Regions from separate parts of the Homo sapiens genome. Here region 1 is linked to region 2. The links are chromatin loops, found by intact Hi-C in ENCODE. Cell type or tissue: right lobe of liver. All regions are shown on one strand.

Evidence for each region. Hi-C counts contacts between places; a loop is a spot of excess contacts. Peaks named below come from ENCODE experiments on the same cell type or tissue, not always from the same donor. Only the 100,000 strongest peaks of a DNase experiment are listed, where the experiment ranks them.
Region 1: a loop joins it to region 2, with 2.8 times the contacts of the local background. A loop is called at or near these places in 67 of 110 quality-filtered maps.

The regions. Positions count from the first base shown.
Region 1 is chr4:22,611,231-22,619,230 of GRCh38, reverse strand. No RefSeq gene overlaps it. Among named protein-coding and RNA genes, the nearest start is that of ADGRA3, 99 kb to the right of the region's middle. In right lobe of liver, no CTCF peak of the experiment used is centred here; a DNase peak (open chromatin) is centred at 4,880.
Region 2 is chr4:22,421,773-22,429,772 of GRCh38, reverse strand. ADGRA3 (adhesion G protein-coupled receptor A3) reads left to right here. Exons shown (of 19, transcript NM_145290.4): 11 at 5,421-5,582. Among named protein-coding and RNA genes, the nearest start is that of MIR12115, 90 kb to the left of the region's middle. In right lobe of liver, no CTCF peak of the experiment used is centred here; no DNase peak of the experiment used is centred here.

The DNA.
Region 1 (8,000 bases), 190 kb before region 2:
TTGGAAAGAAGAGTTGAGAATTGAGCAGATCTCAGATTTTGCAAGATCTTGAATCTGAAATAAAGCAGTCTAATGTCATTCTATAAGCAAAATATTTTCCATTTGCAGCTCAAAGATTTTGATCAGAAATCTGTATTTTAGAAGCTTAACATCTCAGCAGGGTGAGTCTGGGTTGAAAGTGGGAGACACTGGAGGCAGAGACACTGGTTTAGAGGCAGACATGATGATCTCACTGTGGGCAATTTTAAGCACACACCATGGTAATGGCCAAGGAAGAAACATGCTGGAGACACTCTAGAGAAAGTGCTCTGGACCTACCAATGGGTCATATGGGAAAGGAAACAAAGAAGCAAATGGCCCCAAAATTTCAGGGTCTGGACAGCTAAGAAATATGATGATAACACTGACCAAAACGGTGAAGATCAGAGGGGAACAGATTTTAAGGGAAAGACAACAAATTCTATTTTAGACACTAAAGTATCAAGGTCAAGCCATTTAGAAAGAAATTAGATATGATAAACTGAAGCTTAACTTAAGGCTACGCTCAAATGTCACTCAGAAAACCTTCCCCAAGTAACTTATCTAAAATACCTGACTCCTCCCTCACTCTCTAGCTCATCACCCTAATTTATTTTCTTCATTTCACTTCATGACACAATAAGACCGTATACATTTGTTTATTTGCTAATTGTTTGTACGCCCCTCCCCCACTCTCTAATGTAAGCTCAGCAAGAACAGGAACCTTTTCTTTCTTATTCATTGCTGTGTCTGCAGAGCCCAGGAGAGTGCCTGGCCCAGTAGGCTTTCAAGAACTATTTTGTGGAATAAACTCATCTTTATCTGGCAGCTTAATTGCCAAATATATACTCACAACCCAAGGTCACCTTCAACCTGTATAGAAACTTCTATCCTTTTATTATTAGGGCTTAAAATACACACAGAGAGACAGAGACAGAGAGAGAATCAAAAAAGGAAGACTAGCTAGTAAAGAATATTAAAATCTAAGACTGCATAAATTCGTGGCCAGGCGTGGTGGCTCATGCCTGTAATCACATCCCTTTGGGAGGCCGAGGAGGGCAGATCACAAGGTCAGGAGATCGAGACCATCCTGGCTAACATGGTGAAACCCCGTCTCTACTAAAAATACAAAAAATAAATTAGCCGGGCCTGGTGGGGGCGCCTGTAGTCCCAGCTACAAGGGAGGCTGAGGCAGGAGAATGGCGTGAACCTGGGAGGCGGAACTTGCAGTGAGCCGAGATCACGCCAATGCACTCCAGCCTGGGTGACAGAGCGAGACTCAGTCTCAAAAAAAAAAAAAAAAAAAAACCTGCGTAAATTCAAACGAGAACGGTCAGTGGAACAGAGTGAGTATAGATAGACTTGAACCCATGTGAGGATTTTGTGTAAGTAAAGTGGTAATCAGTAGAAGAAAGATATATGATTTTCATCAGTATTTTGAGCAAAACTGACCAACCACCCGGAAGACAAACATATCTGGATCCTATCCTCAAGCATTACACCAAAATAAATTTCAAATGTGTCAAATTTTTAACCATAAGGTAAGAAATCATCAAAAAAATTGTAAAAGTCATAGAAGAAAATAGCTCATTTTTAAAAAACAGCTGTAGATTGAGAAAAGCCTTTCTAAGAATGGTATGAAATGCATGCATCATTGTAGAATATTTAATTAATATACACATATTAAAGACATCCACACACATGCAAAAAAATTTTCATGACTTCAAAACACAGCAGACTTAAAACTTATTTAGAATATGGCACACAAGTATCTAATTCCTTTAATGTGCAACAAAACTATTATAAATAAAAACTAGATGTGTAGAAAATGGACAAGCTATAGAAAAATAAACACCAATGATTAGTAAACATAAAAGCACTGACCTCACTCATAATTTTTTTAAACGTTCATTAAAAACATGAAATAGCAATGCCAACAATTTCAAAGTCTGACAATGCTAAAGGCTAGAGGATGTGGGTGAAATAACAAACTCTCATACATTGTTGGTAGGAGTATAAATATATATTACCTTTTTATGGTCATTTAGCAATAATAACCAAAAATGTAAATTTCCATACTGTATTAGTCAGGGTTCTCTGGAGGGACAGAACTAATGGGATAGATGCATATACAAAGGAAAGTTTATTAGAAGAATTGACTCACAGGACCACAAGGTGAAGTCCCACAATAGGCCATCTGCAAGGTGAGGAGACAGGAAGCCAGTCCCAAAGTCCCCAGACCTCAAAAGTAGGGAAGCCAGTAGTACAGCCTTCAGTCTGTGGCCAAAGGCCCAAGAGCCGCTGGCAAATCACTGATGTAAGTCTGAGTCCAAAGCTGAAGAACTTGGATTCTGATGTTCGAGGGCAGGGAGCATCCAGTATGGGAGAAAGATGGAGGCCAGAAAACTTAGCCAGTCTAATCTTTCCATCTTCTTCTGCCTGCTTTTATTCTGGCCGCCCTGGCAGCTGATTAGATTGTGTCCACCCACATTGAGGGTGGGTCTGCCCTTCCCAATCCACTGATTCAAATGTTAATCTCCTTTGGCAATTGCCTCACAGACACACCCAGGAACAACAATACTTTGCATCCTTCAATCCAATTAAGTTGACACAATATTAACCATCACACACACCTTTTGGCCACATAATTCCACTTCTAAGAATTTAACCTGTAGGATATACTTGCATTCACAAAGATTACAAGAAGGTTCATTGACAAATTGCTTGTAATAAAAAATTTCTAAACACATACAATAGTTATCTGCCCTTACTATAGGACTTCTATTCAGTAGAATACAATGCAGTTATTGAAAACAATGAGGTAGATCTATAGGGACCAACAAAAAGGTGTTTACAATATACTGGTAAACAAAAGCAAAAAACAGAAGTAGCTGAAGAGCATCTACAGCATGGCCCTATACGTGTAAAAAGCAAAAAGACAAATATAAAAATCCCTGTAAATGCAACAAAAACTTTCAGAATGTTAGATAAGCAGTCCCTTATATAAGCAGCTCCTTACGTAGCATTCAGAAAGCTTTCATTGCATATACAAGGATTTTTGTATTAGTCTTCTTGCTTTTAAAGACATAGGGGGTGTGATTAAGGGTAAAGTGACCTTTTTGATTTTCGCCTTACACTCTCTCAGTATTGGAAACGTCTTTTATGATGAATATGATTAGTGTTAGAATTCACAAAAGGAAGCATAAAGCCCTCGGTGTTTCAGGCACAGTCTCCTTTTGACCCATCCCCCAAAAAGCATATCTAGTGTCTGCCTGCGACTGAAATGACAAGTCCTCAGGCCAGCCCAAGATATCTACCAACTGGAACATTAGGAAATCATGTCAATTTCCAGAATCTTCTGAAACTCTGCAGGAGTTGTTTTATTTTTGTTTGTTTGGTTTTTTTTTTTTTTTTTTGAAGAAAGTAATAATTAAGTCTAAGTCTAGTTTTCTTATCTTCAGTAATCATCAAAAACTTAACCAGGGACAACCAGAAATCCTAAAATAATTCATGTGCCTTAAAATACCCAACTTTCCTTCACTTGTTCAGTTGGTAATAACTTGGGATCTTCTCCACCACTGCCTGGGATCTTCTCCACCACTGCCAGGGGAGCTGGGAAGCTGAAAGAATGACTGGCAAGACCGTGCCATGGCAGGACGGTCTGTGGCCAGTCCATCGGAAGGCCAAACAATTCTAAACAGCTACATCACAGGTACACGTACACGTGCACATATGAACGTGTGTGTGGTGAGAGAGAGAGATTCCAAGCCAGTACCATCATTTCATCAAAGATGTTTAAATCCAGAAGTACTATATGTATTATTTATATTCATGCCTTGTTTCAAAATCATTTAAGGAAAAGAGATGAAATTTTTAAAATCCCCAAAGATCTAGATTATTATTCTTGCAACTTAAAATGAGTATATATTTCTACTTTGGAGTCTAAGACACCAGTAACATATTTTTAAGGCTTTAACTCACTTTTGCTGTGCCTGATCTTTTCCAAGAATTTAAAAGAGATTTCTTTAGAAAAATGAAAGAATATTTTCAATTATCCTTTGTCCTTGATTTTTTACAAGAGCTGTCATATAAAGCATAGTTTTTATAGTGTCCCACCTTTTTAATACATCAGAAAAATCATTAAAAATTGTCAAGATTGGATTTTCCTAACGTACCCTTTCTATACTAAATGATCAATTGAGTCTATCAGTTGGGATTGCCAGATACTTTAGAAAGAAATAAAAACAATTAGTTGAGAAAATTAAAGACAGCATTATGAATAAACTATGTACATTTTGCCAAACTGTATAACATTAGGCATAGGAACTGAGGCATGGATCATATTATGTCTATTCTGTTTTAATTGTCAATCTTGTCTCACTGGATGGTAGTCAGGGTTCCAGAGGGTTTTTTTGTTTCCTCAATGTCTACTTCTTTGACACCCTTTCTTGTCCTCCTATGAGATGTTTTCTTCCTGAGTCCCTTGCTAGGCCTACCAGTTGAGCATGAGGCACTGATCTCTGTGAGTTTATTCAGCATCTGATGCTACTAATATAAGATCTTTTTACCGTTAACTCCACAGATGATTTTTGCTGTTGCTGCAGGAGTGAAGAGGAGAGTGAACATGTGTTAAGCTCTTCTAGATACATGGCACACATTATTCATTTAGTGTTCATAGCAACACCATGCAGTAAATTTTATGGTTATCACATCTCTCTGATTTGCAATCAGTGGCTTACAGATGTTAAATAAGTTGCCCAGTGTTGCTCAGCTAATGGTGGTAGAGCTCAGACTTGAACTCAGGTCTGTGAATTCCAAAACCCATGCTACAGGCCAGGTCAAACTAAAGGGCAAGCCAGATGGCCTGCTGCCCAGGGGTGCTAATCTATAAAAAGCACAGGACATTACCGGAGTAAATCAGTAATGTGTTGTCAGTTCACTGAGGTTCTCATACACAAATCTTCACATAGTTATAAACTGATTGCACTGCTACGGAGCTACACTGCTCCTGTAAGTGGAAATAACACTGCCACCAGCACCAGTACTTGCTACCTCAATTGAGTATTTTTATGAAACACATTGCAGGTTGCACAGTGCAGCTTCAGGCCATGACCCACCAGCCAGGGGACACTCACATGAGTCTCATAATCCATTCACAGTCAGTTCAAATTCTAAACCCAAATAATGCTGGTCCAGTGCTTGTAATTGGGAATGCATTCAGTTGTAAATAGTTTTCATAATAGCTTCCCAAGAATTTCTTCACTTTGGACAACTACAAGTAATGAAGGAAAGAAATAAATCACGATTCTGGACATTAAAGAAGAGGAAAGCCTCTTATTTTCTAGTCTAAGGATCCTGCCATCGCCATCTGACCTTCCTTCTGACCACTAGGCAGAAAGACCTCCCATATTCCCTCCTTTCCCTGTGCATTTGTCCCTCATGTCACCTCTTCCTCATCCTGGTTGCTTCGTGCTCTCTTCTTCTGCTCTACTCTTTAACACAGGGTCAATCCTGCATATTTCCTTTAGCCTTGTTCCGGAAGGGCACAGCTCAAAGCTCCTCCTTCTCCAAGAGAAACACACATGGAAGGAGGTGGTATTTGTGTAGCACACACAGTGGACAAGACTGCTCTGCTGGAGGTGGGAGGGCAATGAGCTTAGAGATTTGGGCTGGCCCAGGCCCTGACTGGTAGACCCAGGAGCCAGGGGGCAAATACCGTGGCACACCTGTTTACTGCCCACAGTCTGCTGCCTGAGAAGCTCTGCCCTGAAGAACACTAGAACTTCCATAACTGTAAGCTGGGTCTAGATCTGATTTTCTCACTTATTATAAATACATCAAGAAAAATAAAACAGCAGATATAAGTAACGCACACTAAATGGGAAATAGGAATTTGAAGTCTAAAATGAAAATATTTGTTTCTGGAGAGAAAAAAAACAGATGGGTGGTTGAGAATGAACATGCATTTCATGTAACCAATACCTTGTTAAGGTTGTCAACTGAAAATTATAAGAGCTGCCTCTGAAAATATCCATAAAATATTGTACTAATTTATTAGTGGCTAAGTTAGATAAGGGCAATAAAATAAAGGAAATTTTATGGATTTCTATTTGGTCTACAATTTTTATAAAGCTTTAGAACTTTAATAAATGTTGTCTAACTTGTGTTAGCCACATCAAGGTTCTGCTTCTATTTTTTATTTTAAACGTCTATGGTTTCCCTTTAAATTAATCAAAAATGTTCTTCTTATAAAACTATAATAAGAACTATTTGCTTCCCTGGCTACAAATATTTAGATTACATAATCACTTTTTCTTTCCTTCTTAAGGTTGTGGTAAGTGAAAGATATTATGCATATAACAATAGTGACTATATTTATTGAGCACTTACTATGTGACCTGCACTACTCTAAGTATGAAACGTGCATGATAGCATTTAGTCCCCATGAAAACCTCACAAGGTAGGGATTGTCTCTGATAATCTCTATTGTAGAAGGCTAAATCAAGGTTTACAGATGCTAAGGAAATTGCCTGAAGTCACATGGCTACTAAAATGAAGAATTAGTCCTGGAACCCAGTCTTACTGACACCCAAATTTGTGATCTTACTTACTACATTCTACTGCTACAAAGTATTCTTTGAGTTGAAATAGATGTTTTCATTTGGAGAGACACTGAAATAATTGTTTCCTTTTTTTTTTTTTTTTTTAATAATACTCCTTAAAAACACAAGCTGGAATCTGCGCTGCCCAGCACCCTAGGGCTCTGTGAAGTTTTTCCATTTGAACAGATGGGGGATCTTGTAGGGAGCTAATCTTTTCATTCTTTATGTTCTTAAAAATAGACCCAACGGCTCAGTAATAAGCACCAACATTAACGTTTGTGATTAGTCCTGGTGATGACTTACCAGGACACAGAGTTTAGGAGTTTGGAGATCCTGCCAAGCTTAGCTGAAAGTGCACATCTAGAAGAAAAGACGCAAAAGTAGCCCATGGTTCCAGGAAATGGCAGAGGACTGATCCTTCATGTCATGTTTTGGAAAAATGAGAGTTATCAAATGTTTAATAGAAGGCAGTTTGAGACAGTGGAAAGAACTCTATGTTGAGAGGCAGACCGACTTGGGTTCAAATATGGCCCCATGAGGGTTTTTGTTTGTTTCATTCACTTTATGCCCAATATAGTGCCTGTTACATAATACGCCCTCAGTATTTTCTGAATGAATGACTAAATGGGTAAATTAATAACTTACTGAACCCTCAGTTTTCTCATCAAAGTAATAGGTGTTTCTCAGAAAATGTCAGCTTTAAAGTTTCAAATACACAAAAAAAAAACTTTTATAAAACTGTTTCTCTGGCTTTGTCCCATCTCACAAATGATTTCTAGAGGTCTTCAGTTTGTTCCACCTGACTCATAAACACACCATGTACCATCTATCACCTACCACCTGCCAATTTTCTCCCCATTTACACCAAACACCTGCCGAGATACCTCCTGCAGCAGCCTTGGATCTCAATACCCAGGTGATAAGCAAACTACCCCAGGCAATGGTGATGCCACAGGCCTTACTCTACCAGCTCCCAGCAGTTGCACCTGTCCCCAGGCGAAAGGCACCAACTATCAGTAAATGTCCCAAAGGAAACAGAGGCCACATTCAGATTGAGATAAGTTTAAAAAGGATTATATAGAAAGGGACTATAATGCTGAGCGAAGTGGCTCACACCTGTAATCCCAGCACTTTGGGAAGCTGAGGCGGGTGGATCACTTGAGGGCAGGAGTTCAAGACCAGCCTGGCCAGCAGGACAAAACTCCATCTCTACTAAAAATACAAAAAATTAGCTGGGCGCGGTGGCTGGCGCCTGTAGTCCGAGCTACTCAGGAGGCCGAGGCAGGAGAATGGCGTGAACCTGGGAGGCGGAGCTTGCAGTGAGCTGATATCACGCCACCACACTCCAGCCTGGGCCACAGAGCAAGACTCCATCTCAAA
Region 2 (8,000 bases):
TAGGGGGACTCATTTTAAAATTAATTTTTAGCTTGAGGTTTTTAAGAACACGAAAGTAGTATAAAGGACCTGTTTGAAGGTCAACTTGTGTTTCCAAATTGTCAGAGAATAATTTTTTTTTTTTAACCTCCTTCTACCTCTTGCCCAGGTCAAAACAGGCACGTTTCCTGGCTCTCCTTCCATGAAGCTGAGTGATTGCTGGCTAGGCCTGATGCTGGAGGTGGTGTCCTTTGAGTTTCTAGCTTTGTAACAGGGGGTCTTTTCCTGGTACCCTGTGTTGGCATGGCCTAGGCCCTGTGTGGAAGTCAAAACATACCTCGTGGTCATCAGAGTTCAACCTCAGAGCTCTTTGGATTTCTGCTGTTCTTTGGTGACTGGGTTTTGGAGGAGGATCTATTTTCCTACTTCTCAGTGATGCATTAACAAAGATAACTGTTTTCCTTTCAGCATTTTTTCACTTTCTGCTGGAGAGTTCTCCAGAGTACTCAGTCCTCTGTACTTCTAGAAAAGGAAGTGCACGTACGTGTTTGTAATCTCATTTATTTCAGTAACACCTTAGGGTAGAATCAGTATTTTGGCATGTTTTATCTTTTAATATATTTAATATTTACAGATTAGCACAATTACAACTAAATTTATTGTTCAGTTTTTTTTAAAGTTTTGAATGTGTGGACTTTATGAGGATCAAGCATGAGACCTGATGGTAGACACATCATCTCTCCTGAAGAATTATGATTATTACATGATCTGAGAACTCCTGCCATGCCTTATGTGCAATAATCTTCTTGACCTCTTTTCCCCTTCCACCCATTTCTTCAGTTCCTCCACTGTTACCCTCATCCTCATCATTCTCTTTACTCCTATACCTCAGTAAAATCAGAGCTTTAACCTTTGCCATAACCCTGATGATGATTGCAGTCAGACTCTTGTTGAATAGCAAATGCTTACCTAAGCAACCTGCTGAGAAGTCTGCAGAGGTATCCTGTGGCACGTAAAGCCAGATGTGAGTTAAGAGTGACAAATACACTTTTAAAACTTGACTTTCAGAATGCAGCAGTTCCATCATTAATCAGTGTAATAACATACCTTGAAATAGGTATGATCTCAGTAGTGTACTAAATTTGGAACTAGGAGAACATCGTGAAGACTACTTGAGCTTAATAGGATCAGCTGCTGCAATGATGATAATGTAGGTTCCTCTATTTGTCATCTCCAAAACCATTGCTCCACCTATGCATGTGTCTGTTAATTCTTGCTTTTCTGGTTGTTAGAATGAACAAAAGTATTCTTTTGCTACTCGATGATTGAAAATGTAAATATGGAACGGCCTAGATCACTTGGCCTTTCTCAAAAACTCCATGAATTGCTTAATTTATATTTTTACTGGGTATGTGAAGATATTTGTCTTCTGCTTTTTTTTTTTCTTATTTTACCATGGACTGAGATGTTCTGAGCACTTGTAGAGTTCTTGGTCCCATTTTACAAATGAGTAAACTGAGTCTCACAGAGGCTGATTTGCTCAGGGACATCTAAACTTGTGACAGACTTGAGATCTCAACCTAGGAGTATTTAACTCCAAGTCACATAGATATTATGTCTTCAGTGTTAAAGACTATACATTAAATATCATCAAGTTTAGTTTACGTATTATCTTGTATATTAATATGATAACATCAGAAATGTATTAAATTAGCAGATGTTTTTGACCTAATTTTGATAAAACTTCCAAGCCATTTGTATATTAAGAACTTGAAATATCCTGTCTCTTACAACATTTGACATTGAGCACTTTCATTGCCATTAATGTGGTGCATTTGTTTCTTCCCCATTTTATCTTCGATAAAGTCCATTTGCTCATGCTTTCGGTTGTTCCTCCCACTTTAGTGTGACAGGTGCAAGAACAGGTGGAGGAGTCCTTCTGACCCTTTTGTGGCTGGAGTGGCCTTCGGGGAATGAGGCCAAGGAGAAATCTGATGCATGCTCCTTACACTGGTTGCAGTTTTTAAATGAGCTTTGTGTGTCAAATTTCAGGAATACTTTTTTTAATCCAGTGTAATTTTTCATGCATTGTTACCCCTTTTGTGTCACTTTTTGCCACTGTGACATATTCAGAGCTACTTCTGTAACCAAGCTACAGAAGCATATAACATTTTCTGATTATCTGCTCTAGGGAATATTTTGGCAACAAATCCCTTTCCTCCATTCTTAGCCATTTGGAGTGAAATAATGAGAAAAATAGCTTGTTCTCAACTAAAGCAATTACTGTTGTTCGTCCTGTACCTTCTTAGAGATATTTGTTGTTTTTTTTTTTATAATTATTAACACAAGTTAATTTCTTTACTGGCATTATCTAGCAGGGCATAGCAGTAGTTCTTTGATCATGTAATAATGATGAATTTTTCAAGAAAGATGACGTGCCCATCAGATCTCATGTCAGGTCCCTATAAAATTCCTACATTTAAAACTTCAGAGAAGTATTAAACAATAAGTTTAGTTGTAACTTTGCTAATCTGTAAGCACTGCCTATATTTCAGTGGTGCCTTACAATAAAATCAATATTTTTGTGTATTTTAAAGTTTTGCATCCAGTGGGAATTTTATTAATATTTTTGTTAGCCATAAAGCATATTTCACCATGTTATCTCTTTTACCTCTTTTATTTTTGCATAAAATCTTCAAATAACAGTAAGTCAGAATAATAGACAAAATCTTAACTAAGTTATTCCAACTACTGTGAATTCCCATTAAGACTTTGGACTTACTAGTTTAGCATCTGTATAAACGGCTGATTGACAGATTCAGTAACTGACATAGCAAGAGTCAATACCCTTCTTTATAACTCCAGAAGTAAGGGCTTCTAGTAGAATGACATTCACCCCCATATCTGTCTGTTAGTAGGAACATGAACTAGGATGCTAATGTTCCAATGAATCATAAAAAAATGAACCAACTGAGGATTCTGCAGAGCTTGATTACAGGCTCTTCTTAATTATTTGTCATTTGATCTTGTTAATATCTTCGGTTTGGGGGGAAGTACCCCTTGAGAATGTGTTAGTTCATTAAAATAGGGTGTTTGGATTAAATTTCATTATTCTGTATCCTATATTTCTCTGCATATTTCCCTTGTAGCAGTTATCACAATCTAAATCACTTTTTAAAAATGGATTTATATGCTTGTTTTGCATTTTCTTCACCAGACTATAAGGTTGAAGATAGAGCTTGTTTCTTTCTTTTGCTGCTGTTGCACCAGTGTCTGGCTCACATTGGCCCTCAATAAATAGTCAGTGAACAGTAATCATGAACATTTAAAATGAATATTGATACATATCGGATACATGGACATTGATAACTGTTGGCTTCTGCATCAGCTCTTGTACTAGTGAATAAGGATATAAACGTAAGACATTTTGTTGTCTCTACCCTCAAGATGTTTACATTGGAGGTAAAATAAGGAAAAAGTTGTGATACATTATGGTAAGGGCAGTAAAAAGTCAGAAAACTTATTTTAATAGGATCAAGCTGGGGAGAGTGGGACTTTACAGAGGGTCAAGTGGCAGTTTAGTTGGATGCATTGGTCCTATTTTTACGTGAACACAGACATACAAATACAACCCTTCTACTACCTCTAGAGTCTATCATCTTAAAAGAGAGGCCAATTTCGGGATTAAAACAGTAAAAGCGCCAACATTTTTTGAGTGCTTGCCATGTGCCAGGCACGGTTTTAGGAACCTTGTATTTATTATTGGAACTTAATCTCCACAACATTCAGAAAGACAGGACTATTATTATCTGTAGTTACGAAGAAGGGAAGTGGAGATACCAAGAGGTGAAGTGTTCAGGCTAGGTACTCACGGTCAGCATTTGAAGTCCTGTTCTCATCTATGTATTTACTGTGGTTGCTTCACCCCGTGGTTCCAGGGTTGGGATCTGGTGGATTTCCAAAGGCCTGACTTTTTTGTAAAGTGAACCAGGGTGGGATGGACTGAACTTCTTCCAAACCCTCTTCAGCCCCCATAATTATACGTTGTGTGAAGTGTATTGGATACAAAACGGGATTGAAATCTCAGCGGAGATCTTCTGGGATGATCAAAAGACATCTCTTAAGACAGACCCGGCTTTCTGGCTTTGCACTGGGACTTAACGCCTTTTAATGCTTACTACTTGATTAGAGGTCCAGCCAGCTTGCAAATTGTCTGATCCTACCTCTGGAATGTTTTTGTTGCTCCTTCTGCTGCATGTCTCCCTCTTATAAACGTTTTGCTCAATACAAAATCCTCTTGACACCAGTACGTCTCATTAGCCCTAGACGGTTCAATTTATTTCTCTCAGGTGAGACGTATGAGTTATAGTAAACAATAGTTGGTTGACTTTTCAGTGGCATTTCCTGACAGATGTTTACATCTGTAAGTTACGAAGTGAGCGAATAAAAAGAATCCAGTAAATGAAACAAGTAAAACAAACAGTGGAAGAGTGCATTTATTTTATTGTATTAGATCTTAAAAGCATTCATTGAGTTGGGAGGAAGGGAAGATGCAGTTCATTCTAGGTATAGGAAACCACGTGTGCAAGGGGATGGGGGTGAGATCATACAACACATACAAGGACGTAGCAGTAGCTAGGCATCCCTGCATTGTTGAATATGAGCAGAGACTAAAGAGGTGGGTAGTATGCCTGCCTGCCTGCCTTTTTTTTTTTTTTTTTAAGAGTGTCTCACTCTGTTGTCCAGGCTAGAGTGCAGTGGCACGATCTCGGCTCACTGCAGTGTCTGCCTCCCAGCTTCAAGTGATTCTCCTGCCTCAGCCTCCCAAGTAGCTGGGACTATAGGCATGGGCCACCATGCCCAGCTAATTTGTTTTGTATTTTTAGTAGATATGGGGTTTCACCATGTTGGTTAGGATGGTCTCGAACTCTTGACCTCAAATGATCCACCCACCTCGGCCTCCCAAAGTGCTGGGATTACAGGTGTGAGCCACCACGCCCTGCTGGCGGTGTGTATTTCTTAATAATAATAGTTTGATTTAAGCTAATGCATGCACAAAAAGGAAGTGTTTATAAATGGTTTTCTAGATGAACAGTCAAGATCTTTTTATTCTGGTATTGTGTGACATCCTTTCCTTCTCTTTAATTAATCTAATTGCCTTTCTTTTCCTCCATTTGAGATAACACCTGGCAGTCTTTTCACCAGTGATGTGGTGGCCACTTACATATGCTCTTTTGAGCTAAATACCACCAAATGGCTATACTTGAAATAACTGTTCATATCTGAAGATGTTTTCATGAGAAACAAGTAAAGTGCCTGTTGGGTTCTCATGTGGAATTTGAGACTGAAGGCCAATCTCACTGTCCATTAGGATTTTGATTCTACGAAATAGTTTATGGTGGTTTTAAAGATCTTTCTTTTTTCTCCTGAACCCCTGCTAGCTAGGTGACGTGATGGTTGACATTGCAAGTAACATCATGTTGGCTGATGAACGTGTCCTGTGGCTGGCGCAGAGGGAAGCTAAAGCCTGCAGTAGGATTGTGCAGTGTCTTCAGCGCATTGCTACCTACCGGCTAGCCGGTGGAGCTCACGTTTATTCAACAGTAAGTGTAACATTATCATAGACTCCTGAGAAAAAAAGTGCATTTCACACAGCTCTCACCCGAAAGAGATAGGTGTCTTCTCCATTATGGGGTGGATATCTTCTCTTACTGCTGATTATTACAGAATTTCTTCTTAACATTTTATAAGTTATAACATTTTATAAGTTATTACAGAATTTCTTCTTAACATTTTATAAGTTATAACATTTTATAAGTTATTACAGAATTTCTTCTAACATTTTATAAGTTAATTTTGCTTTTGAGTAATGTTTTCTTGGGAACTGGAAAATACTTTCTTAATCTTTAATTTGAATGTTTATCACCATCTAATCCACCGAAAGTGTTTCTGCAATGGAAAATAAGAACACTATTGTATTGCCCCACTGGCACATACCCATAGTCCATCTGAGCCTAATACTCTGTTCTGGGCCCTGAAGGATATTTTGAGAGAATATCTGATTGTTTGCCCAGGTTTCAATCTCAGAAGAGAACTGGGATGCCTTCCAACACTTGTGAAGCTATTGGCATTTTCAGTCAATCCCACTCTTGGGATAATGACTTATTAATAAATAATGATCACTCAATTACATAGTATTAAATTTTATTTATGATAAATTGAACAGTTGTAAATTTCTTGATATACTGCTTACTTTTTCGTCCTAAAAAGGTGGTGAATACAGTAAATAATGTGATATTTCCTTAGCAATCATAGTTTGATCTGGTCCATGATTTTCATTTCCTAATTATTTTACTGGGCTGACATAGTGTAGAATATTCTACACTTCCTCCTGTGATTTTACACAATTCAAGATTGCTATTTTCCTGTTGATCTCTGAGACCTTTTTTAGATGTTACCATGTTTTATTGCTCCCTTTGCTCAATTAAGTTTAGTATTTTCTTTTTGGAATAATAAATGGAGTCTCAGCATGGCTACTGTCTTTGTTTTTTGTTGCTGTGGTTTCTTTTTTTTTCAATATTTATTTATTTATTTTTGGGGGGATGGAGTTTTGCTCTGTCACCCGGGCTGGAGTGCAGTGGTGTTATCTTGGCTCACTGCAGCCTCCGCCACCCGTGTTCAAGCAGTATCATGCCTCAGCCTCCTAAGTAGCTGGGATTATAGGCAAGCACCACTATGTGTGGCTAATTTTTGTATTTTTAGTAGAGACGGGGTTACATTACGTTGGCCAGGCTGATCTCGAACTCCTGATCTCAAGCTATCCACCCGCCTCAGCCTCCCAAAAGTGCTGGGATTACAGGCGTGAGCCACCGCACCTGGCTAGGTCACTGTGTTTGTAATGTAAGTCAGTGGAGTTTCCCTCTCAGATTCATGACCTCAGTTGAGACTAGCTTGTCATATTTATGTCCACCTCCGCCATTTAGATCCATTTTAAATCTCATCCTTTAGCCATGCTTATTAATCAGCTGAAAGAACTTCCCCCCTTTCTCTGAACTGCATTCGTTTTTCTGACAACCCAAGGGTACAATAAAGGTCATAGTAGGAATTTGCATACCATCTCTATGTGTAAACAAAGTTCCAGGAGATGATACATCTATGTATAATAAGTAAAATGATATGGCTTCACAGGTGCCTCAAAATGACAGATTTCTTTCAACCAAGGTTTCATGTGTTGGGCCTAATGACTGCTGCTTGTCAGAAGATCTGGTGGTTGTTTACATGTGTCTTTGACTAGCAAAAAATTAGAATACACATTATTAACAAATAAGTTGAATTAAAAAGACTTTTCACTGTGTTTACATTGTGAGGCAAAAACTAATACAAAGATTCTTTATGCTTGAAAAGTTTGGGAACCACTAATTATTTTCTCTCACATGCATAAGACTTGCCAAATTTTACTTTACTTTTTGTATTTTTAAATTTGTATCTTATTTCCTAATAGATTGTAAGCATCGTGCATCAAAATTTCATACTTTAAAGAAAAAGACATCCATATGTGATACGTAGAATGGTGCCTTGCCTGTGGGATAGGCATATACTTAATCATCCTTAAAGGAGGGAGATGCCATGTTGTCCCTAGAATTTACGGTAAATCCTGTCACTCTGCTGGATGTGAAGGTGTGGCTCCTTGTCACTTCTCACGCCCACTCTGTCCTCCAGCGAGTGGGCCTGGTGGCTGTCTGTATTGACAGGTTGTATGTTTTGGTGGTTCCCCTTGGTTCACTTTTGTTCCTGAATTCCTTTAAAACTCTAGGGCAGGTGCCATATTTTTCAGATGATTTTTCTGACCTAATTTGCTTTTCAGATGATTTTTCTGACCTAATTTGCTTTTTTTTTTTTTTTTTTTTTTTTTGGAGACTGAGTCTTGCTCTGTTGTCCAGGCTGGAGTGCTGTGGCACAATCTTGGCTCACTGCAACCTCTGCCTCCCTAAGTTCAAGCAATTCTCTTCCCACAGCCTCCT